Linked DNA regions of Homo sapiens: region 2 is linked to region 1. The links are chromatin loops, found by intact Hi-C in ENCODE. Cell type or tissue: dorsolateral prefrontal cortex. All regions are shown on one strand. Links, peaks and the distances in the headings refer to the core of each region. The heading gives the core; the rest is flanking DNA. Region 1 has its middle 110 kb from the start of SIAH1. Region 2 has its middle 8.6 kb from the start of SIAH1.

Region 1 (4,391 bases), core at 68-4,067:
TTGCAGCTATGTGTGGTCATGTGACTTAGTTCTGGCCAGTGAGATTTAAGTGGAAGTTTGCTTTGCTAGAGGGTTTGTGAGAGGAGGTCTAAGAAAGCTTGTACTTTATTGATGAAAGGTGACAGACATAGCTCTTGTTTCCTGCCTACTCTCCTCTTTTTCCTGTTTGTATGAAGCTGTGATGTTTGGAGTTGTGGCCACCAACTTGTAATCAAATGAAGACAAGCATGAATATAAAAACTAGCCTGTTAAGGATGGCAGACAGGAAAGACAGGGAAGGCATAAAATAAAAAATTTATTTAAATTTTTATTTTATTTTAAACTGGGTCCCTGCTGGCAGTTTTTGGCAGCTGAACCAACAATAAGCAGGACTTGTTTAGTGAGTACAAATTTCTCCCTGTGTGTTTAAGCTGCTGTAGGCAGGTTTTTGTTATCTGAGTGAAAATCAATCACAATTACTACAGTTACGAATGTAATAAAAGGAAGAAGAAAAATAGATTACTGGTAGGATAGAGATGGGAAGGAAAGAGAATACTGTAAACAAGCTAAATCCTCATCTCTCATAACAGGAAGTATAAAGGGATGAATAAAAACAGTTGTATATATATCTCCAAAAGAATTGAAAACATATGTGCACACAAACACTTATATATGAACGCTCACAGCAGCGTTATTCATAATAGCCCCAGGTGGAAACAGTGTAAATGTCCACCAACTAATGAACGGATAAACGAAATGTAGTCTATACATACAATGTAGTCTATGCATACATTACTTTATGACCAGCTGTCATAAAGTAATGGGGCACTGACACACGCTACGACATGGATGAACCCTGAAATCATTACACTAAGTGATAGAAGCCAATCATACAAGGTTACATATTATGTGATTCCATTTGTATGAAATGTCCAGAAAAGGTAAATCTATAGAAACATAAAGTAGATGTGCCTGGCGCGGTGGCTCACCCCTGTAATTTCAGCACTTTGGGAGGCCGAGGCAGGCAGAGCATTTGAGGTCAGGAGTTCGAGGCCAGACTGGCCAACATGGTGAAACACCACCTCTACTCTATATACAAAAAATTAGCCGGGCGTAGTGGTGCATGCCTGTGATCTCAGCTACTCAAGAGGCTGAGGCAGGAGAATCGCTTTTGCCCGGCCAGTGTGCTCCCGAAGCCGGCTGAGGGCCGCAGCTCTGCCGGGATCAGGCTTCACGGTGGCGCGGCCGCTGTCCCGGATGCTGCGCCGGCTCCTAAGGTCCAACGCCACGGAGCTGCAGCTCACGGGTTCCGGTGATGCCGCCCCGCCCGGGCGAGTCCCCGCAAGCTGCCTCACAGGAGCTGTCCAGGTGGAGGCAGTTCTCGCGGGAGCACGAGGCCCCCTTCTCCGCCTTCCTCACAGACAGCTTCGGCGGGCAGCACAGCTACCTGCGGATCTCCCTCCCGGAGAAGTGCAACCTCAGATGTCAGTACTGCATGCCGGAGGAAGGGGTCCCGCTGACCCCCAAGGCCAACCTGCTGACCACAGAAGAGATGTTGACCACAAAAGAGATCCTGACCCTCGCCTGGCTTTTTGTGAAGGAAGGCGTCGAAAAGATCTGGCTCATGGGCGGAGAGCCGCTCATCCAGCCGGACGAGGTGGACATTGTGGCCCAGCTCCAGCGACTGGAAGGGCTGAGGACCATTGGTGTCACCACCAATGGCATCAACCTGGCCCGGCTGCTGCCCCAGCTTCAGAGGGCTGGTCTCAGCGCCATCAACATCAGCCTGGACACACTGGTGCCTGCCAAGTTTGAGTTCATTGTCCGCAGGAAAGGCTTCCACAAGGTCATGGAGGGCATCCACAAGGCCAATGAGCCAGGCTACAACCCTGTGAAGGTGAACTGTGTGGTGACGCGAGGCCTTAACGAGGATGAACTCCTGGACTTTGCGGCCTTGATCAAGGGCCTCCCCCTGGACGTGGCCTTCATAGAGTACATGCCCTTTGATGGCAACAAGTGGAACTTCAAGAAGATGGTCGCTATAAGGAGATGCTAGAAACTGTATGGCAGCTGTGGCCAGAGTTGGAGAAGCTGTCAGAGCAGGAATCCAGGACAGCCAAGGCCTTTAAAATCCCTGGCTTCCAAGGCCAGATCAGCTTCATCATGTCCATGTCTGAGCATTTCTGTGGGACCTGCAACCACCTGCAAATCACAGCTGACGGGAACCTCAAGGTCTGCCTCTTTGGAAACTCTGAGGTATCTCTACGGGATCACTGTGATCTGGGGCCTCCAAGCAGGAGCTGCTGAGAATCATTGGCGCTGCCGTGGGCAGGAAGAAGCAGCAGCATGCAGGCATGTTCAGTATTTCCCAGATGAAGAACTGGCCCATGATCCTCATCGGTGGGTGACCCCCATCAAGACATTTTTGATGTTCCACGATTCCCCACCAGCCAATCCAAGCATTTCCTCCTGGGACCCCCTCCATGTTCAAGGTCTGAGATCCAGAATGAATTTCTCCAGTCAGATGGCCACTTTATGGAAAGGATACAGGGTACCCCAGACCCCTCTTCTAGCCCAGCAGCAGCTAGGTTCTGGCTCCTTTCAGAGACACTACACTTCCCATGCAGACTCAGATGCCAACTCAAAGTGCCTTAGCCCAGGTTCCTGGGCTCCTGCTGCCCCCTCAGGACACCAGCTAAACTCAGAACAACTAACTCATGTGGATTTGGAAGGACGGGAAGCTATGGTAGATGTGGGCAGGAAGCCAGACACAGAGTGGTTGGCTGTGGCCTCAGCCATGGTCATCCTGGGGCCTGTAGCCTTCAAGCTTGTCCAGCAGAACCAGCTCAAGAAAGGAGATGCCCTGGTGGTGGCCCAGCTGGCTGGAGTCCGGGCAGCCAAGGTGACCAGCCAGCTGATCCCTCTGTGCCACCACGTGGCCCTGAGCCACGTCCAGGTGCAGCTGGAGCTGGACAGCACATGCCATGCTGTGGAGATCTGGGCATCTTGCCAGGCTCGGGGCCCCCACCAGGGTGGAAATGGAGGCCCTGACCTCTGCTGCAGTGGCCGCCCTCACCCTGTGTGACATGTGCAAGGCTATCAGCAGGGACATCGTGTTGGAGGAGATCAAGCTCATTAGCAAGACTGGAGTTCAGTGGGGGGACTTCCATTGGGTTTAGCTTCTGCCCTTCTCACCCATGGCCCAGCCAGGTCTGAAGATGGGGTGCAATTTAAGCTGAGGGAAAGACATCAAGTTCCTTTCATCACAGTCACTGTTTACCTTGAGCAGTAAACCTGAAGTCAGCCTGCTCTACTACTAGGCCTGCTGCTAGATGATCTTTAATGACCAATGGGGCTTCCTTTCTATAGGGAGGATACCAGGAGGCCCTTAAGCCTTCCAGGACACTAAGTTCATGGGAGCCAGACTGCAACAAGCAATGCTAGATAACTGAGAAATCATGTTCTTTCTGGACTATTTCAGACAAACAGTCTCAGACAGTCCAGCCCAGAAATGTTCCTTCTCATTTTGGGTTTTCTCTTCTCCTACTTTCCTGGGGAGAGATTAAGGGCTCATTAAGCGGAGGAACCCACTTTGAGGAGAGTAAAGCCCAAGCTTGCCTGAAGAATGCATCTCCCCAGCAGCTCTGCCTCCCTAAGTCTGTGAAGCCACAGCCCTGCCCTGTCCTGACTTTATCTCCCTTCTGCCCAAGTCTATGTCCCATCAAACTTGCAGCTTTTCAGCTTAACAGTTGCCTGGTCCTGCTGGCCCCCTTTTCTCAGGCCCCCCTCCTCTGAAACGGGATGTGAACACGTGGGCCACAGCCCTAAGGACTCCTGACAGACCACATAGCCCACAACTGGCCCTGCTCATGGCTGTTCCACCCACCCCTCTTTATTCTGGAGCATATCAGGGAAAGAAGAGTTGACGATAGATTGCCTTCACCCTCACAGTGCACAAATAAAGCTACGATGCCAACTTTGCATATGCAATAAATAAATAAATAAATAAAGTAAGTAAGTAAATAGATGAGTAGTTGCCTGGGGTTGGGGGAGGGGCAATGGGGAATGATTGCCTAATGGATATCGGGTTTCCTTTTGGCATGATGAAAACATCCTAAAACTAGATAGTGGTGATAGTTGCACAACTTTATGAATATACAAAACCCCACTGAATTGCACTCTTTAAAAGGATGAATTTAATGGTATGTGAATTATACCTCATAAATAAAAATTAAAAAAAAACACAGAAACAGCTTTATAAGCTGAGTATTAGAGGCATGGAAGGATCCATCAAAAGGCAAAGTTGAAAGAGACTCCTTCTTAGGAGCAGGAAGAGGACTTGGGAGGGCAATTGTTTTTCATTATTAGTCCTTCTGGATCCTTTGAGACATACATATATATATATATTTTAA
Region 2 (4,391 bases), core at 159-4,158, 100 kb before region 1:
TGCCTGGCTGGGCACGGTGGCTCATGCCTGTAATCCCAGCACTTTGGGAGACGGAGGCGGGTGGATCACCTGAGGTCGAGAGTTTGAGACCAGCCTGACAAACATGGAGAAACCCCATCTCTACTAAAACTACAAAATTAGCCAGGCATGGTGGTGCATGCCTGTAATCCCAGCTACTCGGGAGGCTGAGACAGGAGAATTGCTTGTACCTGGGAGGTGGAGGTTTCAGTGAGCCAAGATCGTGCCACTGCACTCCAGCCTGGGCAACAAGAGGGAGACTCCATCTCAAAAAAAAAAAAAAGTCTACAACCTAATCCCCAGAACCTGTGAATAAATTACTTTATGTGGCAAAAAGGACTTAGCATATGTGATTGAGTTAAGGATTTTGAGATGAAGACATTATCCTGGACTATCCCATGGGCCAAGAGATAGAAGACGTGATAACAAGAGGTCTGAGCCAGGCTCAGTGGCTCACACCTGTAATCCCTTTGGAGGCCAAGGCAGGAGAAGCACTTGAGCCCAGGAGTTTGAGACCAGTCTGGGCAACATAGCAAGACTCTATCTCAACAAACAACAACAACAAAAGCAGAGGTCAGAGAGACCCAGAAAGGGGCCATGAGCCATGGAATGCAGGAGGCCTCTAGAAAACTGAAAAGGCAAGGAAACAGATTCTTTCCCTGGAGTATCCACATGGGGTCAGCCCGGCCGACACCTTGATGTTAGCCCCATAAGACTAATTTTAGACTTCTGACCTCTGGAACTGTAATATAATACATCTATGTTGTGGCAACCCACTAAGTTTGCAGTAATTTGTTAAAGCAGCGATAGGAAACTAGTACAGACACAAAACAAAGTGTAAATCCTCAGTCAATGTAGAGTGAAAGAGAGGTGAGGGGCAGCTGCGGACAGCACCCTTCCAAATGTCACCGAATATCTGCAAACAAAGCCAAAATATACCTGGGTAAATCAACAAAGTGGAGGCAGAAATCTGTCTGGATTGTTTGGTAAGTTGTATTAAGACAGAAGAGGCCATGGAAACTCACTGAACTTGGTATTTACATGTATACAATCTCAGTCTTTTCATCCCTTGATCCTATTGAAAGAAAACAAATACCTGTCTGCTAGTTTTAGTGAAACTGTCCCTACACAGTTAAGCAACTGATTCTTAATAACTGTCTGTACTGATTGTGGTAATCAATAAGAAACAGTTTCTCCCAGTTCATTCATTTCTTTTTTTTTTTTTTTTTTTTTTGAGATGGAGTCTCACTCTGTTGCCCAGGCTGGAGTGCAGTGGCCCGATCTTGGCTCACTGCAACCTTGGCCTCCCAGGTTCTAGTGATTCTCCTGCCTCAGCTTCCTGAGTAGCTGGGACTACAGGCACCCATCGCCACACCCAGCTAATTTTTGTGTCTTTAGTAGAGACAGGGTTTCGCCATGGTGGCCAGGCCAGTCTCCAACTCCTGACCTCAGGTGATCCACCTGCCTTGGCCTCCCAAAGTGTTGGGATTACAGGCGTGAGCCACTGCCCCCAGCCTTTCTTTTTTTTTATTTAGAAACAAAGTCTCACTCTGTTGCTCAGGCTGGACTCAAACTCACTGGCTCAAGTGATACTCCTGCCTCATCCTCCCTAAATGCTGGGATTATAGGCATGAGCCACCACACCCAGCCTCCAGTTCATTTCTTAATCAAGAGACATACTGATTAACCCAACTGACTTTCCAGCATGTACACTGTATATCTGTATTCATAGACACATTTCTCTTTTCTTCCTCTTAATAAAAATGTAGCTCTCAAAGATATCCTGAAAATAGTGCTCAGGCTTGCAACATTACAGCTTTAATGAGCCAAGAACTCTATTTTTTCCCTATTACACAGAACAATAATTCTCAACAGCTTAAATTTTCAAAGCACTTCACAGGCATTTAATTAATCCTCTCCATTGCCAGAGAGAAGGAAACTGATATTCATAGCATCTCATCCTGACATCCTTTAATTTGGCAAGACTTCTGCTGGCTTTGAAAAACAGTGTCTGAACCACTGAGGTTATTTGGGCCACCGTTGCTTAATCGGGCCTTCTTACCTAATGAAACCTGGTCATCAAAGCAGTTTAAATTGCCATCTCATCAGCGCTTTACACGGGGCAGGGGGAGCTGCTTTGAGCCTGGAAGAGAAATGACAGTGATTCCCTCAGAGAAATGACAAAGCTCATCTGTGCGGAGCCTGTGAGATGAAGCTTGTGATTAAGGCCTATTGCCAATTGCATCAGAGCCTGATTCACTCGGTGTAACTGGGGCACGATGTGTATCGCGAGGCCCTTCTCAGAACCCTGCTCTCCTGAGGCCCGGAGAGAATCAGCAGTTGAATTTCACTGTGTTCTTTGCTGAGCCTCTCCTGTGTGTGGGAAGCTCTAAGAAGCCCTACTTTTCTCTCTTTTCAGACCTGCTTCCTGCGGAAGGCATAACTAAGACAGACTAGTCATGCCACCTCAATCACCAAACAGGATTCTCCTCCAGCTGTGCCCCAGAGGCACAGCCTTTCCCTTCACTGCCTCCCAACACCCCCATCCAGACCTACTCCATTTGTTTTTTATTTTGGTGGGGGGTGGGGGACAATACTTCATTCCGTTAACTAGAACGAGTAACGCACCAGACCCATTCCATTTACTGCAATTTCAACTAGCCAATCTCTTCCCACTTCATTATGTCAGTTACACAGTGGCCGGAGTGACGTCATACCCTGTGTTCAATTCCAAGAAACAACCTCGAGAGATGCTTCCTGAGTGCTTGCTATATGCCAGGCACTGAGGGATCCTGAGTGAAGGCCCCACACCTCAAGAAGCTTGGTTTGAAGTAAGATAAATAGCAAAAAATAACTAGACTATAAGTACAATGATGGAGGCACAAACAAGCTATTACTGAGAGAACAGGGCACAAGGAGAAGGGAGAGAGAAGGGAAAATACCATTTATGAGGGGTAGGGAAGAATCATTGAATATTTTCTTTTTTTTTTTGAGACAAGCTCTTGCTCTGTCGCCCAGGCTGGAGTGCAATGGCATAATCTTGGCCCACTGCAACCTCCGCCTTCTGGGTTCAAGTGCTTCTCGTGCCTCAGCTTCCCAAGTAGCTGGGATTACAGGCATGTGCCGTGACTCCTGGCCAATTTTTGTATTTTTTATAGAGATGGGGGTTTCGCTATGTTGGCCAGGCTGGTCTCGAACTCCTGACCTCAAGTGATCTGCCTGCATCGGTCTCCCAGAGTGCTGGGATTACAGGCACGAGCCACCGTGCCTGGCCGTAGAATTTTTAAGAGGTGGCATTTGATATGGCCCTTCGAGGATGTGCTTTTGTTTCTTTTTATTATTTTTCAAATTTTAAATTCTTTTTTTGAGACAGGGTCTTGCTTTGACATCTAGGCTGGAGTGCAGTGGCACTGTCTCAGCCCATTGTAACCTCTGCCTCCAGGGCTCAAGAGACTCTCTTACCTCAGCCTCCGAGTTGCTGAGATTACAGGCATGCGCCACCACGCATGGCTAATTTTTCTGTTTTTGGTGGAGACAGGGTTTTGCCATGTTACCCAGGCTGGTCTAGAACTCCTGACCTCAAGCGATCCTCTTGCCTCAGCCTCCCAAAGTGCTGGATTACAGGAATGAGCCACTGTGCCCAGGCAGGATATGCTTTTAATGAGCACAACGGGAGGGTGTATTCTAGACAGAGGAACTAGGCAATGTGCAGGGTCTGTGTTTGGGGAAATGGAAGCCCGCTTTCACTGGGGCCTGGAGGAGACACTGCTGGACAGCTAGGTTGAACCAGACTGTAGGGTTTTATGCACAGTAAACATTTATGACTGCATTGCTCAACTTGGTTATTGTTGAGCCACTGTTAGACTATTCTATTGGCCCACAAATCATTTGTACTCTCCTTTACTTCATATTATTCTTAGCTATTGTTCTGTTTAAATTAAAAGAACACTCTATAGAGCCCGGCCTTACATGTTTAAATGGTTGGAAAAAATCAAAAGAAGAATATTTCGTGACACATGAAAATTATGGAGCTTGGCACCGTGGCTCATGCCTGTAATCCCAGCACTTTGGGAGGCTGAGGCAGGTGGATCACCTAAGGTCAGGAGTTCAAAACCAGCCTGGCCAACATGGTGAAACCCCGTCTCTACTAAAAATACAAAAATTATCTGGGCATGGTGGTGAGCACCTGTAGTCCCAGCTACTTCAGAGGCTGAGGCAGGAGAATCGCTTGAACCTGGGAGGCGGAGGTTGCAGTGAGTCGAGATTGGGCCACTGCATTCCAGACTGGGTGACAGAGTGACATTCCATCTCAAAAAATAAATAAATAAATACAAAAGTAAAAAATTATCTGGCGTGGTGGCGTGCTACTCGGG

What was found. A loop is a pair of places that touch in the nucleus more often than their neighbours do. Peaks named below come from ENCODE experiments on the same cell type or tissue, not always from the same donor. Only the 100,000 strongest peaks of a DNase experiment are listed, where the experiment ranks them.
Region 2: a loop joins it to region 1, with 2.6 times the contacts of the local background. A loop is called at or near these places in 7 of 110 quality-filtered maps.

What each region holds. Positions count from the first base shown.
Region 1 is chr16:48,495,455-48,499,845 of GRCh38, forward strand. It overlaps the pseudogene MOCS1P1. Among named protein-coding and RNA genes, the nearest start is that of SIAH1, 110 kb to the left of the region's middle. In dorsolateral prefrontal cortex, for the core only: no CTCF peak of the experiment used is centred there; no DNase peak of the experiment used is centred there; H3K27ac peaks cover 462 bases.
Region 2 is chr16:48,391,800-48,396,190 of GRCh38, forward strand. No RefSeq gene overlaps it. Among named protein-coding and RNA genes, the nearest start is that of SIAH1, 8.6 kb to the left of the region's middle. In dorsolateral prefrontal cortex, for the core only: a CTCF peak has its summit at 2,258; a DNase peak (open chromatin) is centred at 2,262; H3K4me3 peaks cover 1,031 bases; H3K27ac peaks cover 3,565 bases.